Regions from separate parts of the Homo sapiens genome. Here region 2 is linked to region 1. Evidence: chromatin loops called from intact Hi-C (ENCODE). Cell type or tissue: PC-3. All regions are shown on one strand. Region 1 overlaps SCNN1B (sodium channel epithelial 1 subunit beta). Region 2 overlaps SCNN1B (sodium channel epithelial 1 subunit beta).

Region 1 (8,000 bases):
CCCCTACCCCAGGAGGGATTACCTTTGTCTTTCTCAAGGACTAAGTTTGCACCCCAGCAAGAAGGAGTTGGAGAGAGGCTTTGGCAGGTTGGGTTAGGGAGCGAGACCATGAAGAGGCTTGGGGTCTGAGGCTGTGGACTTCAAGGCAGCTTTCAAGGATTGTTTTAGAGATTGGTGGGGAGGGGAAATGTGAAAAGTTTAGAAACATGTCTGATACATGCCTGGCTCATTAATGGGGCCAGGAGGGGAGTGTTGGAGAGGAAAGGAGATAGGGAAGAGGGGGAGATTTAGGAAGACAGAGAAAGCCCCAAGAGATGGCCATGGGCCTGTACAGGGCAGAGACCCCTGCCTCCAGCACCCAACACCCACCCTCCCTCCCTGGTTGCATTTGGGGGTGCGGTGGGGGAGCAGAGGCTGATGTAGGGAGGGGGAGGCCTTCATTACCCCACTACATTGGAGGCAGAGCTTTGCCTGCCCTAGGAGAAGGGACCAGGGGAGTTCTGGTTTACCCCAGGCTGTCTGGGGAGCCGATTCCTGTCCTTAAAACATTTTCTTTCCTTTCTTTCATTTTTGTAGACAGGGTCTCACTATATTGCCCAGGCTGGTCTCAAACTCCTGGGCTCAAGGAATCCTCCCACCTCGAGCTCACAAAGTGTTGGGATTATAGGCATGAGCTACCTCGCCTGGCTCCTTAAAGCATTAAGGGCAAGATTTGGGTGCAGAAGTCTCCCAGTCTCCTTAGCTGTACCAGGACAGGCTGTTTGTTTAACAGTTAAGAGTTTGGGAGTCAGGCAGACTGGAGTTGGAGCTCAGTTGCAGGACAGGTGGACCCCCACCAGTCCATGGGATAACTTGGTGGGGGGAATTTGAGGGGACCGTGAGGCATTAGCAAGCCAAGTGCACAGCATGCTGACCCCCAGGCACTGGACCCACCCTGGCTATTGCTCTGATAACCTCCAAATGGCTGCTATGCTGGTCCTGCCCTGCTTGGAGAAGGGATGAGGGTAGGGCCATGATGGGAGAACTCTGGGCTGAGAAGCCAGAAACAGCTTTATCTGCAGAATTCAGGGAAAATTGAAATCTCAGAATCAGGGCCTTGGGTGAGTGGAGAGAGGGCAAATGTCTGAGTGGATGACAATCTGGTTGGTTACAAGTCGCCGGCTGTTGGAAGAGGAGCCTAGCTGGGCCTCACCTCCCCCGATCCCTTGGCACCAGATGATAGAGAGTGGCGCCATCCTGGCCACAGGATGGTGAGCCCACTGGGCAGATTCCCCTCCCCAACCCTCACAGAAAGCAGAACCTGGTGAAGAGCTGTGGTGGAGGGGAAGGAGGCTGCACATTTTCCTACATTTGGGTGGGAAGGCAGAAGATACTTTCTTTCCCAATACAAAGCAGTTCTCTTTGCAATTCATTCATTCATTCAAAAAGTATTTAGGGAGTGTTTCCTGAGTGCTATAACACTAGTTCACAGGAACTGAAACACTTAGAGGAAAGGTTTTATGTGTTTTGTTTACTGCTATTGTCCAAATTCCCAGTAGATGCTCAGTGAACGTTTATTGAATGAATAAATGAATGAATGATGGATGGATGGATGGATGCATATCAGCATTGGGCTAGACACTGAAAATACAGTGGTGACCCAGCCACATCTCTCATCCTCCAGTAAATTCCATGGACCCCCATTCTCTGGTCCCCTCCCCATCTTCACCCCTAATCTTGAACTACCAGTAGGGCCCCACAAATGGTGGCTGGGCCTGAAATGGGCAGGGCTGTATTCTTGTTGGATCTTATGATCCAGCTGGCTAAAAACCCTATCCTGAAGACCCCTCTACAAAGGATCTCATTCACTTGAGGAGGTGTGGTCACCTTGTCTGGGAACCCCGTTGTTTTGTTTGCCTTACGTACAAGGACTGAACTGGACTCAGTTTCTTTTTCAACACATGCTATCGTTTGCCAAATCAACTCTGATAGGGCCCAAATGGCTCTCTCCCCTACAGTATAATAATAAAAATAAGCACCGATTTTTGTGTGTGGTTTGTTTGTTTGTTTTGAAATGGAGTCTCGCTCTTTCACCAGGCTGGAGTGCAGTGGCACGATCTCGGCTCACTGCAACCACTGCCTCTTGGGTTCAAGCCATTCTCCTGCCCCAGCCTCCCAAGTAGCTGGTACTATAGGCACGCGCCACCACGCCCAGCTAATTTTTGTATTTTTAGTAGAGACAGGGTTTCTCCATGTTGGCCAGGATGGCCTTGATCTCTTGACCTCGTGATCTGCCCACCTTGGCCTCCCAAAGTACTGGGATTACAGACATGAGCCATGCACCCGGCCAGCAGCATTTTTTAAGTATGACTACATGCCAGGCATGTGCATTCTTTCATTGAATTCTTTCAGCAACCATATGGGGGTAGGTACAGTTTTTTAATTATTAATATTATTTTTACATTTTCCTTGTTTGTTGAGATAGGGTCTCACTCTGTTGCCCAGGCTGGAATGCAGTGGCTCAATCACAGCTCACTGCAGCCTCAACATCCCAGGCTGAAGCGATCCTCCCACCTCAGCCTCTCCAGTAGCTGGGACTGCAGGTGCACACCACTACGGCCAGCTAACTTTTTTATTTTATTTGTTTTGGTAGAGACAGGGTTTGGCCATGTTGCCCAGGCTGGTCTTGAACTCCTGGGCTCACTCAATCTTCTCACCTTGGCCTCCCAAAGTGCTGGGATTACAGGCGTGAACTGCCACGCCCGGCCAGGTACAATTATTATCCCCCTTTTACACACAGAGAAACTGAGCTCTCTCACTGCAGGATTTCAATGTATCTTTACAACAATCCAGTGAAACAGGTAATGTAATTGTCTGCATTTCACAGAAAAGAAAATAGGCTCAGAGAGCTTAAGTAACTTGCCCAAGGTCACACAGAGCTAGCAAATGGTGTGTCTGGGATTCAAACCCAAGCAGTTTGACTGTAGATCCCACTCTGTTCACCCCAGCTTGCCTCTCCTCAGCTTCTTGGTGTCGTCTGAGAGGTGAGTGTGGAGGAGGAGGGGAATTTTTTTCTCTGTGACATGGCTCTCGAAGCCTTTGGTTCACCCACAGCCAAGTGTAAGGTTTCGGCTTTTCACAATGCCAGGAACCACCCTGGGTCACTGTGAGGGTGAAGATTGTAATCTCCCCCAACAAAGAGGGTACTCAGCCCCTTGCCTTCAGGGCGCCACATTCCCAGCCTTCAATTTTCCCTGGAGGCCTGGCTTCCTACTGCCAGATGGCCTTTGTAGGGGCTGAGGGGACCATGGACCCTGGGCCTCCCTCCCAAGGTTTTGGATCCAAGGCCATCTACTATGCCAGCCCAACTCTGGCACAAGGTGGGGAACGCGTGGCCCAGACCAGGGCCTGGAAAAACAAAGCTGGATTTCAGAGGTTGGCAGGAAATGGAGACAGAGCAGGAAACAGAAGGGGCTAAGAGAAAAACATGCCACCGGCTGGGTGCGGTGGCTCAAGCCTGTAATCCCAGCACTTTGGGAGGCCAAGGCGGGCGGATCACCTGAGGTTGGGAGTTTGAGGCCAGCCTGACCAACATGGAGAAATCCCCGTTTCTACTAAAAATGTAAAATTAGCTAGGTGTGATGGTGCATGCCTGTAGTCCCAGCTGCTCAGGAGGCTGAGGCAGGAGAATCGCTTGAACCTGGGAGGCAGAGGTTGCAGTGAGCCAAGATCGCACCATTGCACTCCAGCCTGAGCAACAAGAGCGAAAGTCTGTCTCAAAAAAAAAAAAGTCACCATTCTTTCCCTTTCTTGTCTCTGATTCATGCCTTCCACCTGGTGTTTGGCAAATAACATGTTTATTTAATAAACTGCGATGCCATGAAACCCATTCTGGAGGCCAAGGGCACAGGGAGCCCAGCTGACCCAGCATGTATAAGCACTTACTATAGAACAGGCATGGGAGCCTAGTGCAGTGGCTCACGCCTGTAATCCCTGCACTTTGGCAGGCCAAGGTGGGAGGATTGCTTGAGCCCAGGAGTTTGAGACCAGCCTGCCTGGGCAACATAGTGAGACTCTCTCTATAAATTCTTTTTCTTAATTAGCCACATGTTGTGGCAACTGTAGTCTCAGCTACTTGGAAGGCTGAGGTGGGAGGATCACTTGAGCCCAGGAGTTCAAGTCTGCAGTGAGCCGTGATCGTGCCACCGCACTCCAGCCTTGGTGACAGAGTGAGACCCTGTCTCTTAAACGAAGTACAGGCATAGGGAGCAATGTTTTGCCTGAGTCCTCTCATTTAATCTGCACATAATAACCCTATCAAGTAGGTACATCCTTACCATCACCATCATCATCACCATTACCATCCTCATAGTCACCATCACCACCATTCCCCTCATCACCTCTCACCATCACCATCCTCACCATCATCGCCATCATCATCATCACCACCATCATCCCCATCATCACCATCACCATCGCCACCATCACCATCACCATCCTCACCATCACCACCATCAGGATCACCATCACCACCATCATCACAACCATTATCACCATCACCACCATCACTATCCTCACCACCATCACCATCATCACCATCACCACCATCATCATCATCACCACCATCATCCCCATCATCACCATCACCATCCTCACCATCACCACCATCAGGATCACCATCACCACCATCATCACAACCATTATCACCATCTTCACCATCACCACCATCACCATCCTCACCACCATCACCATCATCACCATCATGATCACCATCACCACCATCGCCGTCACCATCTCCTCCATCATCACCATCACCATCCTCACCATCATCACCATCATCATCATCACCACCATCACCATCACCATCTCCTTCATCATCACCATCATCATCATCACCATCACCACCATCACCCTGACCATCACCTCCATCATCACCATCACCATCCTCACCATCACCACCATCAGGATCACCATCACCACCATCATCACAACCATTATCACCATCCTCACCATCACCACCATCACCATCTTCACCACCATCACCATCATCACCATCATGATCACCATCACCCTCACCATCTCCTCTGTCATCACCATCACCATCCTCACCATCATCACCATCACCATCATCATCAACACCATCACCATCACCACCATCACCCTCACCATCTCCTCTGTCATCACTGTCACCATCCTCACCATCATCACCATCACCATCATCAACACCATCACTATCACCACCATCACCCTCACCATCTCCTCCATCATCACCATCATCATCCTCAGCACCATCACCATTATCATCACCATCATCAGCATCATGACCACCATCACCCTCACCATCACCTCCATTATCACCATCACCATCACCATTCTCACCATCATCACCATCACCACCAGAGCAACATTATGGTCACCCACATGGTTTCCCAGACCCAAGAAGCAGCCCACAGATGGGGTAACAGACCCAAAGGACATGATGACACGTCATCTCCTAGAAAGATGGCTAAGAATTTGGGCTCTAAAGCCTGAAAGACCTAAATTTGATTCCTAGCTCTGCCACTTTTGAGCTGTGTGACTTCAGGCAATTGACCTAACATCTCTGAAACTCAGCGGCCTTGTCTGTAAAATGGTGATGATCACAGTTCCTCCTCACAGGGCTGTGGTAAGAGGCACATGAGCTAATGCCTGTGAGGCCCTGGCACAGGGCCTGGCTGAAATCATAAAAGGGAAAAACAAACACTCTGCAAAGGCGGCAGCAGTTAAGGGAATCACTCAGGGTGTCTGGTTGGTAGTTCCCAGCAGCTCAATCTCTGGATTGCAAGAAGTAGGTGTTGCCCAGCGTGAGAACGGGCACTGGAGAGCAGTGTGGGGACATGACTGGAGAGACCACTCAAGGGCCTTTTTTTCTTCTCAAGGAGCCAGGGTATGGAGGGATGGGAGGGGAGCTTTTGTGTGGAACAGGGTCGAGAGTTCAGAGCTGATGCTGCCGCCAATCCGGTCTGAGAGAGAGCAGGGAGCAGGATCCTTTTCCAGGCTGCACGGAGGAGCTCTCAGGGAAAACTCCTTCCTGCTCCTGTCCCAAAGGGTTCCCCAGAGCGGCTGGCACACACCTCCACCATGCATGATGGCATTTCCTTGTGGGCTCATCTCCCTTTTTGATGATTTGCTTCTAAATAGCAGTAAAGGTGAGCACCGAAGGGCAATGCTGTGCCAGGGAATCCTGAGTGTCTTGCCTCCAGCCTCTAGGGCTGCCACAAATGCCTGTGGGGTATGTGTGCTGCCAACTCCAGGGATGTCATTGTCAATCACACAGACTACACACATGATGAAGGATGCTTCTTGGAGTTGTATAGGGCACAGTCTGCACAACCACACAGGGCTGCCCTGCCAGCCTCCTTCTTCCTGCAGAAGGTACAGAACTGTTTTGAGTGCCTCAGCTCCAGCTGCAGCTCAAGGCAGAGAAAGGTTGAGTGTAAATGCCAATCAAGAGGCAAACGGCCCAGGTTTGCTGCCCAAGGCTTGTTCTGGAGAAGATTGTGTCTGGGCATTGTGGTGACTGGTGATGGTGGTGGATTATTGATTGTCCTTAATATAGATTATCAGGAGGCAATATAGCAAAGTGGTTATGAGAGCAGACTCTGGAGCAAACAGACACGGTTTCAATTTTGCTCTGCTACTTACTCTCACTGTGTGATTTGGGCAAATCACCTGACCTCTCTGTGCTTCCATCTCCTCGTCTAAAAAACAGGTGTATACTAATATGCGGCCAGGCACAGTGGCTCATGCCTGTAATCCTAGCACTTTGGGAGGCCGAGGCTGATGGATCACTTGAGGTCAGGAGTTTGAGACCAGCCTGGCCAACATAGTGAAACCCCATCTCTACTAAAACTACAAAAATTAGCCGGACGTGGTGGCGGACGCCTGTAATCCCAGCTACTCAGGAGGCTGAGACAGGAGAATTGCTTGAACCCGGGAGGCAGAAGTTGCAGTGAGCCGAGATTGCGCCAAGGCACTCCAGCCAGGGCAATAGACTGAGACTTCGTCTAAAGAAAAAAATAAAATAAAATAAAGACTATAATAATATGCATGAGTGTATTCTAGCTCTCCCTGTCTTTCAGAGTGGCTGTAAGAAGGAGATGAGATCATGTGAGTAAAGCTAAGCACAGTGCCTGCTGCACAGTAAAAGATCACTAAGGGCCAACGAAATTGCCAGCCAGAAAGGTGGGGCGCAGAGTCACCCATAGGAAGGCAGCTCCCTGAAATCCTGCCAGCATCATGGAGGATTTGGGGCCCAACCTGAAGTCTTTGGCCTAGGGCCAGATCAAGCTGGTACTTGATTGGGCCTTGTCAACATAACCTTTTCATAGTCAAGTGCTACTAAGGTTTCTGAGATTGTGCAGGGGTGATTCTGTGTGCAAACACCAGGAAGGAGGAGGAGTCCTGCAATCTGGTTTTTTGTTTTTTGGGGGTTTTGTTTGTTTTGTTTTTTTTTTTTTTGAGACAGAGCCTCACTCTGTGCCCAGGCTGGAGTGCAGTGGCGCGATCTCAGCTTACTGCAACCTCCACCTCCTGGGTTCAAGTGATTCTCCTGCCTCAGCCTCCTGCGTAGCTGGGACTACAGGCCTGTGCCACCATATCCAGCTAATTTTTTGTATTTTTAGTGGAGACAGGGTTTCACCGTGTTAGCCAGGATGGTCTCAGTCTTAATCTCCTGACCTCGTGATCCACCTGCCTCGGCCTCCCAAAGCGCTGGGAGTACAGGTGTGAGCCACTGCGCCCAGCCCAATCTGGGCTTCCTTGCCCTCAATTAATTCCTCCAGCCTGGCAGTCTGCATACTATGGCCCAAAGGCCGGTGTTTGATCCACCAGCTGTTTTTTGTGCAGCTTGTGAGTTAAGAATGGTTTACATGGTTGAAAAAAAAAAATCACATTTCATGACACATGGAAATCAAATGAAATTCAAAATTCAGTGTTCATAAGTGAAGTGTGGTTGAAACATAGCCCGCCCAGTCATTTAC
Region 2 (8,000 bases), 54 kb after region 1:
CCAGCCTGGGCAACAGAGCAAGACTTTGTCAAGAAAGAGAGAAAGAGAGAAAAAGAGAGAAAGAGAGAAAAAGGGAGGAAGGGAGGAAAAGAAAAGAGAGAAAGAGAGAAAGGGAAGAAGGGAGGAAGGAAGGAAAAGGAAAGAAAAGAGAGAAAGAAAGAGAAAGAAAGGAAGGAAGAAAGAAAGAAAGAGAAGGAGAAAGAGAAAGAAAAGAGAGAAAGAAAAAGAAGAAAAGAAAGAAAAAGAAAGAAAGAAAAGAAAAAGAGAGAAAGAGAGAAGGAAAGAGAAAGAAGGAAAGAGAAAGAAAGAAAGAAAGAAAGAAAGAAAGAGAAAGAAAGAAAGAAAGAAAGAAAGAAAGAAAAAAGAAAGAAGTCACATCTTGGAAGGAGAGGGGGGTTGATAGGATTCCACTCTCTGTCCTCTGCCACACTGGAAGCTGCAAAAGGCAGCCCTGTCTTGTTTTGCTCAGTGTCCCTAGCCTAGCACCCACCTCAACAAACATTTATTGGGTGGAAAAATGTGGTTTCTTCCTGCTTCCCCTTGCACCGTTGAGGAAACCCAAGCTCAGAGGTTGAGTAAGCAGCTCAAATCTGTTGACAGTGGCAGAGCTTGGGTCGGCCCCCATATCCCATTTCACAGCCTGTCCTGGACCCAAGTCATTCTGCAAGTCAACTAGCTGAGACAAAAGATACAGGAAATGGCTTTCTTATCTGAAAACACGGGAAAATAACACCTGCCCTTGTGGGGTTATTTTGAGAATTAAATGAGATCACGAATACAGAAAGATTCAGCACAGGCCTGGCCCATAAAAGTCACTCAGTGAATGTTTGCTGTGGAGCATAAGGCTTCAAAGACAATACTGCATGGCAGGTGACGTTTTATGTGTGTGCATTATTTGATGTACTTACTCTCATTCCTTCCTGTTTTTATTTTTAATTTTTTACAAATTATTATTGTTTTTTTGATACAGAGTCTCACTCTGTTGCCCAGGCAGGAGTACAGTGGTGCAATCACAGCTCACTACAGCCTCAACCTCCCCAGGCTCAGGTGATCAATCCACATCAGCCTCCCAAGTAGCTGGGACTACAGACACTCACCACTACTCCTGGCTTTTTATTTTATTTTATTTTTTATTTTTTGTAGAGATAGGGTCTCAATTCGTTGGCCAGGCTGATCTCAAACTCCTGGGCTCAGTTGGGTGCAGTGGCTCACGCCTGTAATCGCAGCACTTTGGGAAGCCAAGGTGTGGGGATCACCCGAGGTCAAGAGTTCAAGAGCAGCCTGGCCAACATGATGAAACCCCATCTGCACTAAAAATACACAAATTAGCCGGGTGTGGTGGCGGGTGCCTGTAATCCCAGCTACTCAGGAGGCTGAGGCAGGAGAATCGCTGAGATTCTCCTCAGCCTGGAGTGAGATCACACCACTGTACTCCAGCCTGAGCAACATAGTGAGACTCTGTCTCAAAAACAAACAAACAAACAAAACTCCTGGGCTCAAGTGATCCTCCCACTTTGGCCTCCCAAAGTGCTGGAATTACAGGCATAAGCCACCGCTCCCAACCTCCTCTTATTTTTAATAAATAAAAAAAGAACAACATAGAAACATCAAGAGATATTTTTTAAAGCTGCTTACTTTGGAGACTTGAGAACATGCACTTCGACTGAACAGAGTTTGATGAACTCCAGCACACCAGTCATCAGAAGAGGCAAGGAGGAATTCTCCCCTGAGCCTTCTGGTGGGCCCAGGAGTTCCTCGGCTTGTGTCTGAAGGCCCCTGCCTCAGTCTTCAATGAGCTTCTCCTCTGTATCTGTCTCTCTTCTGTGTCTTCTAAGGATGCTTGTCATTTGATTTCGGGCCCACCTGGATAATCCAAGATGACCTCATCTCGAGATCCTTAGCACATCTGCAAGGACCCTTTCTCCAAATAAGGTCACACTCATAGGTTCCGGGGCTGAGGACATGGATGTGCCTCTTTTGAGGTGTATACGAGACAGATGAAAACATCTGAGAAAGTTCTTTTTCATTTTTGTTGTTGTTGTTTGTTGTTGTTTTAGAGACAGGGTCTCACTCTGTCACCCAGGCTGGAGTGCAGTGGCACAATCATAGCTCAAGCAGCCTCGAACTCCTGGGCTCAAGCGTTCCTCCCACCTCAGCCTCCCAAGTAACTGGGACTGCAGGCATGCACCACCACACCTGGCTAATTTTTGTATTTTTTGTAGAGATGAGGGTCTCACCATGTTGCCCAACCTGGTCTCAAACTCCTGGCCTCAAGCGGTCCTCCCGCCTCAGCCTTCCAAAGTGCTAGGATTACAGGCGTGAGCCACCACGCCCGGCCAGAAAGTTCTTTTTCATAACTCATGGCCAAACCAGAGAGCCTGAGCCCCAACTCCAGAGAAACTCTCTTCCCCTGCTTTCCCAAGGGAGCCTGGGAATCTCCCCTCTGGTTTGGACCAGAGGATGGACAGAATGACCTGTTGCTCGCCTCTCCCTTTCGGAGCCCCTCCAAGGAGGAAATGAAAGGTGGACGGCAGACAGTCGGGGGAGGCATTGCCTGTGGTGGAACCTGCCCTGCAGCTGATGCTGTTTCTTTTAGGAACTTCACGTCCATCTTCTACCCTCACTATGGCAACTGTTACATCTTCAACTGGGGCATGACAGAGAAGGCACTTCCTTCGGCCAACCCTGGAACTGAATTCGGTGAGTTTTGGTTTATCGTGGGGCCAGAGCCATGAGGCTTTAACCACCCCCACAATGTGGGACTGAAAGACCATCAGCTGTTGCAGGGTGGGACTGAGGGGGGACCAAGGCATCAAGAGGAGTGGCTGCTACCGAGGCTCTACTGTGTGCCAGGGGAGGCCAGGCCAGGCGCTTCCTCAGCCATTCCCGCCCACAATGTTCAGAATCCGTGGGGTAGCAACTGGTGTTCCCATTTTACTGATGAGCAAAGTGAGGACTTGGAAGCAGCACAGCTTCGTGGTCAAGAGCTCAAGCTTCAGCCAGGCGTGGTGGCTCATGCCTGTAATCCCAACACTTTGGGAGGCCGAGGCAGGAGGATTGTTCAAGCCCAAGAGTTCGAGACCAGCCTGGGCAACAAGGTGAAACCCCATCTCTTAAAAAAAAAATACAAAAATTAGCGAGGCATGATGGCACGTACCTGTAGTCCCAGCTACTCAGGAGGCTGAGGCAGGAAGATCGCTTGAGCTGGGAAGGTCAAGGCAGCAGTGAGCCATGATCACACCACTGCAGCTCCACCATTTACTTGGGTGGTGTTCCTGAGCTCCAGAGCAACCTTCTCAAAGCCTTAGTTTCCCCAATCATAGATTAGTATATAGTAGCAGAGCAGAGCATTTAGTATAGTAAATCGTATCTACCGTGTGAGCCATGATGATGAGTAAATAGTATAAGCCTTGTGAGTCATTACGATGTAATGTGGTAAATCGTTTCACCTGCCTAGGAAGTAGGGAATGCTCCATATATGCTGAGTATTCTGAGCAGTTTTTAAACAACTTGTCCAGGATCATGCAGTTAATACATGGACCAAAAGACATTGCATGTTCTTACCTGTAAGTGGGAGCTAAATGATGTGCACACGTGGATATAGAGTGTGGAAGGAGAGACATCAGAGACTTAGAGGGTGGGAGGGTAGGAGGCAGGTGAGGGACAAGAAATTAATGAGTACAGTATATATGATTCCAGTGAAGGTTACACTAAAAGCCTAGACTTCACCACTGTATAATAATTCCATGTAACAAAACTGCGCTTGAACCCCTTACATTTATACAAATTAGAAAAAGAAAAGAAATACATAACAGTCTCTTAGTCTCTCTGCCTCTCTGGTGTACAGTTTGTTTGTTTGTTTTCTTGAGACAGGGTCTCACTCTGTCACCCAAACTGGAGTGCAGTGGCACGGTCATGGCTCACTGCAGCCTCAACCTCCTGGGCTCAGGTGATCCTCCCACCTCAGCCTCCTGAGGAGCTAGGATTGCAGGTGGCTAATTTTTTGTAGAGATAAGGTTTCATCCTGTTGCCCAGGTTGGTCTTGACCTCCTGGGCTCAAGCAATCTGCCCTCCTTGGCCTCTCAAAGTACTGGGATTACAGATGTGATCCACTGCGCCCAGCTGTACAGTTCTTAAAGAAAGACAGAGACACACAGAGAGAAGCTGAAGGAGTCCATGGAAGTGAGGAAGTGGGGCATGGTGGATGACGGATCCCCCTCCCTCGGGGCTCATGTGTTGCACTGACCCCTAGAGAGGGGCTGGTGGACTCAGGCTGGCTGTGGTTTTGCGGCTTGTGAGCCGGGCACAGGTGGGAGTGGATCCCTCCTCCCATCTCTAGGTTCTGACCTCTGCAACCACCAAGAGGCAGGCTCTCATTCAGCGACCATCGGGGCCGCTGGCCAAGAGGGCAGGTGAGCTGAGTGCCTTTCACTTAGCCCCCATGCTGCTGAGAGCACTGCCACAGAGGTGCCAGTCAACTTACTCCCAGAGGCAGATGGTTATAGTCAGGGAGCCAGCTGCTGTATCAGAAGCCCAGCAAAAGCACTTCCTCACTGGAAGACCTCAGACAAGTCCCTTCACTTCTCTGTGCCTCAGTTTCTCCATCTGTAAAATGGGGACAATACTAGTACCTCCATCATGCAGCCCTTGTGAGCATCCGAGGAGCTCATGTTTATTTTATTTTATTTTTGGAGATGGAGTCTCACTCTCGCTCAGGCTGGAGTGCAGTGGCGCAATCTTGGCTCACTGCAACCTCCGCCTCCTGGGTTCAAGCGATTCTCCTGCCTCAGCTTCCCAAGTAGCTGGGACTACAGGCATGCGCCACAATGCCCAACTAATTTTTGTATTTTTTTTTCTCTATTTTGATATGGAGTTTTGCTCTGTCGTCCTGGCTGCAGTGCAGTGGCGCAATCTCGGCTCACTACAACCTCTGTCTCCCAGGTTCAAGCAATTCTCCTGCCTCAGCCTCCCGAGTAGTTGGGATTACAGGTGGCCGCCACCATGCCTGGCTAATTTTTGTATTTTTAGTAGAGACGAGGTTTCACCATGTTAGCCAGGTTGGTCTTGAACTCCTGACCTCAAGTGATCTGCCCGCTTCAGCCTCCCAAAGTGCTGAGATTACAGGTGTGAGCCACTGTGCCCGGCCAAGGAGCTCATGTTTAATGAGGCCCTTAGCACATCACCCCGCAGGTAGCAAGTGCTCAACTAGCCCTTATTGTCCTAACCAGAGGGACTCAACTCCACGTAGCTCAGGACCGTGGTGCGTGGGAGACTGGGTCCAGTCCCTTCCCTTGAGAACAGTCAAGAGGGGAAGGAAGACAGACAATAAAAGAGCAATCACACAAATGAGGCAGGTACTCAGAAGGAAAGTTCCGGGGCTAGGAAAGTGTACAACCAAGACCCTGACACCTCGTCTGAGCCATCAGAGAACGTTTCTGGAGGAAGTGATGCTGGTTGAGATCTGAGGGAAGAGCATGTGTTTCTAGGGGAAGGGAAGGGGCAGAGACAGCATTCCAGAGCTAGGGAATAGCACTCCAGATTGAGGAACAGCATTCCAGGTGAGAGAACAGAATTCCAGAGCAAGGAACAGCACTCCAGGTGAGGGAACAGCACTCCAGAGTGAGGAACAGCATTCCAGAGTGAGGGAACAGCATTTGCAAAGGCATAGCAGGAGGAAGGCGTGCAGAAGCTCGGAGGCATTGAACGGGGACAGCGAGGGCACCTGTGGTGTGAGGTGGGGTGGCATGGGTGGGCCGTGGCCATGCTATGCCTCCTTGATCTACCTCCTGATCAGAAAAGAGATCACGGGAGGCAAGAGACACCTAGGGAGGAGGCTACGTAAGAGCCTGCCTTAGAGATGATGGGGGCTTTGCAGAAGGCAAGCAGTATTTGAGGACTGAGTTTTTGCAAAGTGGAGCCAGCCTCCTTGGCGGTCCCTGGAGGTCCCCTGGCCGGAGGGAGCTTGGAGAAGTGGGTAGTGGGGTCTCCTTTCTGCCTCAGGAGAAAGTTCAGGCAGCCCTCACCCCACCCTCCCCACAGGCCTGAAGTTGATCCTGGACATAGGCCAGGAAGACTACGTCCCCTTCCTTGCGTCCACGGCCGGGGTCAGGCTGATGCTTCACGAGCAGAGGTCATACCCCTTCATCAGAGATGAGGGCATCTACGCCATGTCGGGGACAGAGACGTCCATCGGGGTACTCGTGGTATGGCCGGAGCCCAAGGGCAGTCCTAGAGGGTCTGAGGGTGGGAGCCCACCTGTCCAGGGCCAACTGCCCTTGGCCTGGGAGGAGGGGATCTGGGCCCCCCAGCCCTGGCCTTCCTTCCTTTTGGCTGGAATCCCCCCAGGGTGGCCCAAGCTTTAGGGGAAGGTGAGCCCTCTGGCGCCCCCTCTGGCGCCCCCCCTGGCACCTGCAGGGGTCCACAGCCCTCTGTCCCCAAATGCTTGATAGAAGGGAGGTGCAGAAAGGGCTTCCTGGGGTGACCAGTGTCCCCCTCAAGCAACCCCTCTAAACACAGGACAAGCTTCAGCGCATGGGGGAGCCCTACAGCCCGTGCACCGTGAATGGTTCTGAGGTCCCCGTCCAAAACTTCTACAGTGACTACAACACGACCTACTCCATCCAGGTGGGAAGGTGGTGCACGCCTCATGCCCCGGGGCCCCTGTCCGGGTTTATGGGGCCAAGGCCTCAGTACTCCGGGAGAGCTGGCCCCAGCAAGTCTGGCTCTGCTGGGCCTTTGTAGGTTGCCACGGGGCACCCCGGGCCTGTGGGACCAGTCACTTTCCTGGGCTCTCTCACCAGGGCCTAGGGTTGGCCACTTCTCATCCCCACATTGGCAGGTGTACCCCTGGGGAAGCCCAGGGGATTATGGGGATCTTACTCTGGGGTTTCCCAAGATGAAAACAAAAAATAGCAGCTAACACCATCAAGCTTCCATTGTGTGTGAAATGCTGTGCGAAGGGCTGGAACACATTCCATCGTCATTTAATCTTTCAACTGCCTCCTGCCATGAATCTACAATATAGTAATGACAGCAGCATTTATTGATAAACTAATAATAGCAGGGTTACCATGTGTTAGGCAGTCACTGTTGTAAGTAATTTACATGTATATTACATCATTTAACTTTCACAACAACCCTAAGATGTAGATACTATTATCATTCCCATTCTGGGAATGAGGAAATTGGGATTGACAGACCCCAGTTCAAATGCATCATCAATTTACCTGAGAAGTCCCTTTTTTTTTTTTTTTGAGATGGAGTCTCACTCTGTCACCCAGGCTGGAGTGCGGTGGCGTGATATTGGCTCACTGCAACCTCCGCCTCCCAGGTTCAAGCAATTCTCTGCCTCAGCCTCCCGTGTAGCTGGGACTACAGGTGCCCACCGCTACACCGGCTAATTTTTTTGTATTTTTAGTAGAGACGGGGTTTCACCAAGTTGGCCAGGCTGGTCTTGAACTCCTGACCTCGTGATCCACCGCCTCGGCCTCCCAAAGTGCTGGGATAACAGGCATGAGCCACCGCACCCGGACTTTATTATTATTTTTTTAAAAGAGATTGCTGGGCATGGTGGCTCACGCCTGTAATCCCAGCACTTTGGGAGTGCGAAGCGGGTACATCACTTGAGGTCAGAAGTTCAAGACCAGCCTGGCCAACATGGTGAAACCCCGTCTCTACTAAAAATACAAAAAAAAAAAATTAGCCAGGCGTCGTGGCACACGCCTGTAGTCCCAGCTGTGCAGGGGGCTGAGGCAAGAGAATTGCTTGAACCCGGGAGGCGGAGGTTGCAGTGAGCTGATATCACGCCACTGCACTCCAGCCTGAGTGACAGAGTGAGACTCTTGTCTCAAAAAAGTAAAATAATAAAATAAAAAAGAGAGACAGGGTCTTGCTCTGTTACCCAGGCTGAAGTGCTGTGGTGCCATCATAGTTCACTGCAGCCTCGAACTCTTGGATTCAAGCAATCCGCCTGCCTCAGCCTCCCTAGTAGCCAGGACCAC

What was found. A loop is a pair of places that touch in the nucleus more often than their neighbours do. Peaks named below come from ENCODE experiments on the same cell type or tissue, not always from the same donor. Only the 100,000 strongest peaks of a DNase experiment are listed, where the experiment ranks them.
Region 2: a loop joins it to region 1, with 1.9 times the contacts of the local background. A loop is called at or near these places in 5 of 110 quality-filtered maps.

What each region holds. Positions count from the first base shown.
Region 1 is chr16:23,311,581-23,319,580 of GRCh38, forward strand. The region is part of intron 1 of SCNN1B (sodium channel epithelial 1 subunit beta); the gene reads left to right. Among named protein-coding and RNA genes, the nearest start is that of SCNN1B, 13 kb to the left of the region's middle. In PC-3, no CTCF peak of the experiment used is centred here; no DNase peak of the experiment used is centred here.
Region 2 is chr16:23,365,260-23,373,259 of GRCh38, forward strand. It overlaps SCNN1B (sodium channel epithelial 1 subunit beta), which reads left to right. Exons shown (of 13, transcript NM_000336.3): 5 at 2,597-2,700; 6 at 6,040-6,203; 7 at 6,517-6,624. Among named protein-coding and RNA genes, the nearest start is that of SCNN1B, 67 kb to the left of the region's middle. RefSeq lists a silencer at 409-703 and an enhancer at 567-626. In PC-3, no CTCF peak of the experiment used is centred here; a DNase peak (open chromatin) is centred at 3,442; H3K27ac peaks cover 370 bases.